Linked DNA regions of Homo sapiens: region 2 is linked to region 1. The links are chromatin contacts, found by Hi-C or POLR2A ChIA-PET in ENCODE. All regions are on one chromosome and are shown on one strand. The core of a region is the stretch at or near the end of the contact, and the rest is flanking DNA. Distances in the headings are between cores, read along the strand shown.

Region 1 (4,292 bases), core at 942-3,441:
ATCCCCACCTAGAAAGGCTGGTATAAATAAATATGCATTAAAACACAGCTTTACCACCAGGAAGTTAGAAGTGTCATATAAATAGCATGCAAAATAAATAGTAAAAGAATTCAGTTTAGAAAGAAGCAAGTTTAGAGAGTGTGTGATCAGGGAAAGATTTACTGAAGAGCTAACATTTGTCACAAGTTAGATTTCTAAGAACATAATTCCTGTAGTTATTTCAAATTCCAAAATTATTATATATTGATTATACAATATTGGAGAGTACAGAAAAACATAAGAGAAAAAAACTATCCAAATTACTCATAATCCTACCACCTAGTGAGATATCATTGTTGGTTTTTTGCAGCATATTGTTATAAGCCTTTTCCTTGCCTTCATGCATAAGTGTGTTTGTATGTGATAATCAAGATCTTGACAAGAAACATATGGAAAGGTCAAATTATACAGCTGGGTAAAACACAAGGAAGCCACAAGGGGTGGTACAAGCATCTCCAAGATTAAAGTTGGTAAAATGGGACAAGTTCAACTCAAAGTACGAAAGATGACAACCTGGTAGAATTACATTCAGTGAGTTCAAGACCCCTTAACGTAAGTGAAAAGGCCTAGGCAGGCCCTTTGGTAAATTTTGGTTCACATTTTGACTCCAGCACCAACCAACTGTGACTTTGATCCAAGTGACATAAAGTTTCTTGGAGTAAAAATTAGAGACTTTATGTTGAAGAGTGCTTTGTACAGCATCTAATGCGTATAGGGGCTCAATAACTGGTCATTACTAAGGAGAATAAATGGTGACTGTGTCTTAGACCCTGTTTTATAGGAAATTGGCCCAATTAGCACATTGCCCAAGCAGTGTTGTAGGTGTCAAGCAGTTGAACAACATTCATGCTTAATGTTTATCATGCTGGATAGATGGGTTCCGCTAAAAAAAAAAATAGAAATAAAATATTTATTTTATAGAAATCTACAGAAAAATAGAATTTTATCCATGGTAAATTTTATCTCTTATTTTTGAAATCCCTTTGCAACCTGTTACCACTCATTTGTCTTTGAGTACTAATAGAGAAACGACATTCACATATTAGTAATACATCTTCGAAATAATCTGTTATGCATTAGTATATGCATAATATATATATGCATTAATATGTCTTTTGTTTTGCCTGCTCAGATTTCACTTACCCTACTTTGGGTAACAATACAATTTCCCTCTGAGAAACTCTAGTTTTCAGTTCATGAGGTTTGTGTGGACCTCAAAGAAGGGAACTCATAACTCAGGCCGACCTATTAAGAGCACAGAACTTCCCTAATCTCAACGAATGATGCTTCAGGAGTGATGTGACCACAGTCAGTCCCGTCAGTGAAACCTGAGATTTTAAGGAGCATTTGGTAAGAGCCACTTTTTCTCTTCCCCAATGCACTTAGGCTTGTAACAGTTAAAGCCTAAAGCTGCTGGTAGCTATCATGCCATCATAAGGTTGCTTCACAGAGAAGCCAATATGGAGATGGGCTGCATTGAGCTGAGCTGAGAGGTGGAAAAAGATAAACCAGCTCCTGTCACTCTCTTGATACCTTAGATCGAACTGTATCGGAAGTGATCTCCTCTTGGATGCCACAGTTACAAGACACAATAATTTTTCTTTTTCAGCTTCAGTTAGTTTCATTTTGGGTTTTCTGTCATTTGCAACTAAAATAGAGCTGAACAACGCATTCACTTTGATTTAGTAGTTTATTTTTCCTGGAATGTGAGGTCACAGTTACAATCTTAATTCTTCCCAGCTCCTGTAATGAGACTAAAAATTAAATTTCATGCTATTCAACAGAATTTGAGAACCAATAAACTAGAATATGCTAGAGACCAACATAGCACTTCTGTGGACTTGAGGGCATAATTTTGTGTCATTTATGCAATAGAAACTTCAGCAGAAAGCTCTCTCATCATGGAAATACTGCTCTTTTAAAATAAATATAAGACAAGCATGTGAGGAATCTAGTGGAATCTCTCCATTTCACCCCAATAGAATCTTCTGAGAGTAGAGAAACATGCATTTGTTAGATGTTTTTTTTTTTGTAAGTTAGAATTGTCTGGCTCAGTGTACAATAAATCATTTGTATTTTTCTCTGTAGTCTTCTCATTCAGGATAAAAGAGACACATATAACCGCCAGCCCCAGTCCACTCACTGTAGACTGATTTCCTCACTGCTTTCATCTCAGCAGCTGCTAATGTCACAAATAGGCAGGCTTTGAAGTCAGAGGGAGGGGACAAGAGCAGCACAACTTTTTAACTGTACAGCAACCAGGAAACTTCTTTGAAAACCAGAATTTCAGCATCAAATTCAGTTAGGGCACTCTGCCTTGAAGGGAGTAGGGGGGTATCACTGCCAATTGATATGTAAGACGATTCTTTCTTCTTTATCTTATTCTTAAGTGTGAGCAGAAACCTTGCTCATGTGTAATCTTGAAGTGAAGCAGAAGACAAAGTGGGAGAGAAAATCTGGGCCCCTTAGGGAGGTCCTGCCTGGTGTAGCTGGTATTAGCAGTACATTCGTTTAGTGTGCTTTGGGGGTTAGGGGAAAGGTAGAAGCCAAATGGTACTTGAAACAGAGAAGAAAGCAGGATGACCTGGTTTTTGCTTTCTTCCCTTCAGGACTTGCTTTTCCATTTACATCCTGCTTTAGACAGTGAGGCATGATAAACATTTGAGTTATTCGTGGATTGCTTTGAACTCTGAGTAAAAGATGCATATACAAGTCTCCTGTATTTTTGTTTATTCTCTATATACTGGGTAGATGGGAATAAATCCTAAAGTAAATGGAATAAGAGTGAAGGGTATAGAAGGATTAACAAATGTATCATCATAGGCCTTTCCCTTTCCTTTTTTCCTTTCTATTCTTCCTTCATGCTTTATACTACTTTCTGTCTTGAAGTAGGAGGAACTGTGGGGAATTTCTTCTGAAAACGTGCCATAGTCCACACACTGATGACTCCCTTGCATGAAATCTAATTCCATAGTTCATAATTTTCCTCTTTTGCCTTCCTTTCTCTTGGCTCTGTTTAAATTTTCCATCTGCCTCTATTCTCTCTGTTGCTTCCCTCTCCTTCCTGTTTTTAAGTAGCCTTTTCAAGCTTAGTCTCAAACAACTTGATACAGTCACGTTTCTCCTCTTTTCTCTCTCACCATATGTTTACTTCTAGCTTTCCTCTTTAGGTATCCTCCCTTTCTGATTTATTTCTGAGTCCTAAGGCTCTGGGCAAGGCCTGCTCAGGGTGCCCACAAAGCTTCTTAGGGAAAAGAGCTTGGAAACTTTAATAGGACAGTAACATTCCAAGCTCAGCATGGATGGCAGAGAATCCACAATTCTCCCTGGCATGAGATTTTTCCAGAGGCCTTGTCCATAATGCTTGCACGCCGGAACTTGGAATTTCCAGATGTGATATTAGGGCTATGGGCAGTCAGTTTGCCTTTACAAAAGCAAATCTGAACCTTAGCCTCTAGTAATTATTGGGGGAAAAATATTTCTATAACTTTCTTCTTCTTTTTTTGGACCTTTATTCTGATGTATGGCTTGGAGTTGCTCACATTTAGATAAGAAACTTCAATGTGTTGACAGTATAATTATTTCACAATAGTTAAGATAGTGAATTCCACAAACTTACTTCCAGCATCATTCTATCTCTGACAGAGGCTCACATTTTCTCTTAATGCCTGTTTTAAATATATAGATAAATTTCATTTGCATATTCATGAGAAAATCTATTTCTCCTCCTATCTTCTAATTCCCAATATGGTTGCATGTAATTTAACCATTTCTGACAGTCCTGGTAAAGAGTTTGGTCAATTTCTAAAGGTAAGAACTATTCTAGAAAATAAACTGTTAGGAAACAGAAACCTCAATGTGGAGAAAGTTGCCAGGCGGGCTGCTAGAATGTGACATTTTTTATGCCCTGGAGCTGGTGGTAGTGTGATACAATAAGAAGGTGAGACACCTAATCCAGCCCTGCCAACTCCCAGCTCTGTGATCCTTAGAAAGTTACTGATATAATTTGAACCTTAATTTATCTATCAAATGTGATTTGAGAATAATAATCTTGTAGATGTGATAGGATTAAGTAAAATAATATTTGTAAATTACCCAGTACATTTATATTTAAACTTACATAAGACTGTATGCCAAGCAGGGTTTGAGTGCTCTGCAAATACAATTTCATTCTTCATAACAGCCCTGTAAGATAACCTTATTTGTATAAGTGTTCCCATTTTTCAGAGAAGAAAAATGACCTATACAGGGGT
Region 2 (4,447 bases), core at 14-2,513, 370 kb after region 1:
TTAGTCAGGATTATTTACCAAGCAGAGGACTGCTCTGTCATTTTTATACTAATTTAATTCTAAATAAATATATCAAAGATTTCTAAATGTTGGATTTAGGCATTTGAAAAAGGTTTTAAAAACAGTAATTTATCATTTAGCTGCAGCATGTGATAAGTGCAATGAACAAATTTTGATTCATCTGACATTAGTTAGAATTAAATTATTATCTAGAGATTATAAATGTTGCATTAATCCTTCTTTAATTTAATAATTAAGATTTATAAGTATTCACAAATATATCTGGAATAAGTAATTTAAAAAGTCTTAAAACTTTAAGATTTGATATCAGGATATAAACATAATTCTATTTATTTATATTTTCCATTTGATATTTGATCCATCCTACTTTATGACTTTCTTTTCATCAAGAAACTGACCCAAAGACTTGAGGATTACTACTAAGGACTTTTCAGGGAAAATAAAAACGAAATAACCCACACCAAACAAAAAGCGGCGGTGGTACAGCCATAATACTTCCTGTTCCTTGTAGATCAATCTGGGACAAAGGCTGTCTAATATTTCAAATTCTGTGGCATGTGAACAATACTGTGTGCACTGGGCTTCCAACCTTGGCATTTAGAATGCATATATATGAGCAGAGGAAAATTCCAACAATCTATCCTTTCTTTATAATCTTGCAGCAGTTCCAAAAGTCCTTAGCTGAAGGATATATTTGGAAAGCGCTGCTTGTCTGCTCTCACCACATTCAGGTAACCATTCCAGAGTTCTTAGGTTCCACTTGAGAGGTAACTTGCTATTACCATTTGTGCTATGTGTCATAAAAGGGCCCTATTATTTTCAGCAAGACCCCTCAGCAGCAGTTCCAAAGGAGCAGCTAGAGATTTGATTATATAGGTCTCTCTCCTGAACACATCCTTTCGCATTTGACATTTACACTGGTGGCGGATTTTTATGTAACTTGTTAGAGAGCAGTCTGAACCTTAGAAAGGTGTTAGTCTTCCTAGAACCCTCTGGCAAAGGAAAATCTTTTATTGGACTTAAATGTTTTGAGTTGAAAACTGTACTTGTTTGATTGGAAAACCTTTCAGGGAACAGATTTCGTTATTTTTCTAAGCTAGGCTGCAGGAATTGAGCCGAAGATATCACTAACCAAAGACCTGAGAACCAAAGGAAATGACTCCAGTGTTTAAAATCCTTTTATTTCCTCTGTGAACGATATCTCTGCAACTGAGATGAACCATTCCAACTGGCCCCCACCCAGACTTTATGGGAACTGAGATTAGGAAGTTGTATGGTCACAATAGTCACTGTACAAATTGCTTTCAGTTTAAAAACCTCAAAGTTCTTGACAAAGCCATAATTTCTTGCCACATTTTATTTTTTCACATGGGTGACTGATCTGTCATTCATTAATTACCCTGCCAGGATTCTTCAGTTCTTTTAGAATGATCTATATATATAATAATTTCATTTGGGAGGAGGACACAGAGTTTGTGAGAAGTATGCAGGGTGCCTGTAAAATTTGTCTTTGCGAGACACCACATATTTTGCCCATTTCTGTTGCCTTCTATTTGAAAAAAAATATTGTTGGGCCACAGTCAAGCTTATAAAAATGTGTTCTTTTCCTTTCCTAATTTCATTCTATACTTTCCTTCTTGCCTAGCTTTTCCATAGCTGAGATGAATAAAATGTTGGATGTGGTCTCAAAATTCAACACTCCTGACTTCCTTTGACACAATCATGCCCTGGGGAAATAGAATCATATTCATAACTCTCTAAAGCATTCTCTGCCCTTGCTTTCTCTACCCAGGCTGGAGAATCTTATTAATCTTTCTATTCCTTGTGCCTAACACAGTGCCTGGCATGTTTGAAGGCACTGATTTATATTTAAACGTGAAGTAGCCTAGAATAGGAAGCATATAATAGATTGGTAAAACATAGAGTATGTAAGGAAGGGATTATTACACACTTTAAAAAATCAGGGACTGTTGTCTGAATTAAACATTGTTAAGGATGTAGCAATGACACAATTCTCCATTCTTCTAAAATTTTTAGTACTTCCCTATATTCGTCTCTGGGGAATTTATGTGGCAGAATGCTCTCTCACCATGTTTGGCAACCTAAAGCTACTCAGACTTCCTTAGAGGTAGTCGCTCCTCTATCTCAAAAGCTTTCTTGACAAGAATGATTTGGGTTGGATGGGGATTGGTAGTAGTTTTCTCATTTAACATCTGCAACACATATTAAAATGAACTTTAGTAACCTGACATTTAGCACTGAATGGGATTTACACATACGAGTTGCTCAATCTAATGTGATTTGATCCAACATTTGTCAAACATGTACTTTTGGAAAAACACTGTGATTGACACTGAGGATAAGAAAAAGGAAGCGATTTATCCCCAAATGCTCAAGGGGAGGAGAGATAGGTGCATATATATATGTGTGATAGGCACATATATATATATATATATATATATATATATGATAGGCATACATATATATGATAGGCATATATATGTGTATATGATAAGCATATATATATGATAGGCATATATATATAAGCATATATACGATAGGCATATATATATATGATAGGCATATATATGTATATATGATAGGCATATATATAATAATATGAGGATAATAGCTAAAAATAATACCTAACTGTCAGTGAGTACTTTATGCATGTCAGATTTTCTTCTAATAACTCCAGATGTCTTATTTAATCCTACAGAGGCCCTTCGAGGTAGATGTCAACGTTACCAGCATTTCACAGATGAGGGTAATGAGCCACTATGTTCAAGATCAATCAGCTTCCAAAGTCACAGAGCCTGATAGAGTCCAGGAAGTTCCCAAATATATGCTCTTAAGTACTATGCAGTAGTGCTGTAAATAACATGCTCTTAGAAAGAATGAGGAAGTGGTCAAATCGACCTTAAGTTTGGAAAAGGCTTAGGTGAAAGCTGCAGGAGGAAGGTAGTATTTGAGCTTTGCTCTCCAAAATGAATGTAAGTTTATCTAGCAGGGATAGCAGGAAAAGATTTACCTGGAAAAGGAAAGAGCATGGAAATGGCAGAAAGTTGTTGAAGTGCATGACATTTTCTGATGTCTTCAAAGTGCAGTGCTTGCATAAGGAAACAGTAAGTGATATAATCTGAATGCAAGCTCGTCTTATGGTGAAGGGTCTTGCATCAAGGCTAGGGTAAAGAGCTTGTTATAAAGGCAATGGAAACCAAGGAGAGGTTTATAGGCAGAAGAAATAATATGGCCAGAGTAATATTTTGGAAAGTCGATTCTGGCAAAGAATTTGGAATGACAAAGAAGGAAGAAAGCTAGATGCAGGAAGACAGGCTGGAAGGATGTATCCTTTCTCTTGCATTCATGTGCTAATAATAGAAAGAATGACTAAACACTGACTTAAACTGTTTTTCACACCGCATAAGAAGGAGACTGAAGGTAAGCAATCCAGAGCAGTAGGGTGACTCCATCTAGACACTCAGCACTTGGTGTGTACCTTTCACTTCCTGCCTTTGCCTTGTGGTTGCAGAGAGCTAGTCCACTTTAGCATTACATTTGCAGTACATGCAGGAAGACCAGGAAGGCTAAAGGGCAAAAGACAAGTGCCAGCTGAGTGTGTCCTTGTTCAAAAGCTTTGTGCTTTTATAATTGGCCCCAAACTGTAACATGGTCGTGGGTTCTTAATACCCAAATGATGTTGGAAATAGTAGTTTTTATACCTAGGCACATGCCAAAACAGAATGCCGGTAGGGAAGAGAATTCCGTCAAAATTGATATTGGAATTGTTTATGTGAGAGTTGAAGAGGACATGGACCAGGGACTTTAAGGGTACAAAAGATAAAGTGGGGACAGGATTTAGGAATGAGAATCAGGAAGACATGGGGACCAATAAGATGAGGCAGGCTGGGAAGGGGATTGATCAAGGAAGATACTGTTGTTTCTGACTTTGGCAACTGCATCTGTGATGATCGTTTTAGCCGAGGTGTGGAGAATCAAGTAAGATCAGTTTTTACCAATAAAATAATACATGTGATTCAAGATATATTGAGTTTGATGTATTTCTAGGACATCCGATGAAAAATTTGGTAAGTTGATATAAACAGGCCTAGAGGTCAGGAGATGACGATCTGAGTGTCAGAATAATCTAAACCACAGAAGTTGATGAAATCACTAAGAAAACACATAGAGTGGCATAAAGCCTGAAGACTATGGAGAGGAAGTTTTTTTTTGTTTGTTTTTGTTTTTTGGTTTTGTTTTGTTTTTTGAGACAGAGTCTCACTCTGTTGCCCAGGCTGGAGTGCAGTGGTACAATGATGGCTTACTGTAGCCAAGACATCCCACTTTAGCCTCCTGAATAGCAGGGAACACAGGTGCATGCCACCATGCCTAAGAAGGTCTCACTGTGTTGCCCAGGCTTGTGTCT

Evidence for each region. Hi-C counts contacts between places; a loop is a spot of excess contacts on that map. ChIA-PET counts read pairs that join two places held with the same protein, here RNA polymerase II (POLR2A).
Region 2: a map of heart left ventricle shows a loop between it and region 1 (2.2-fold over the local background). The contact joins two enhancer-like sites. A Hi-C loop is called at or near these places in 1 of 168 maps with a recorded cell type or tissue (heart left ventricle). POLR2A ChIA-PET finds 5 or more read pairs at or near these places in 2 of 52 experiments (OCI-LY7 and WTC11).

Annotation. Positions count from the first base shown.
Region 1 is chr3:29,138,730-29,143,021 of GRCh38, forward strand. No RefSeq gene overlaps it. Among named protein-coding and RNA genes, the nearest start is that of RBMS3-AS3, 140 kb to the right of the region's middle. Within about 2 kb of position 2,192, at least 3 of the 41 ENCODE cell types and tissues checked have a DNase peak (open chromatin) inside an H3K27ac peak, as active enhancers do.
Region 2 is chr3:29,512,192-29,516,638 of GRCh38, forward strand. The region is part of intron 3 of RBMS3 (RNA binding motif single stranded interacting protein 3); the gene reads left to right. Among named protein-coding and RNA genes, the nearest start is that of RBMS3-AS2, 130 kb to the right of the region's middle. RefSeq lists an enhancer at 3,095-3,712. Within about 2 kb of position 1,264, at least 7 of the 41 ENCODE cell types and tissues checked have a DNase peak (open chromatin) inside an H3K27ac peak, as active enhancers do.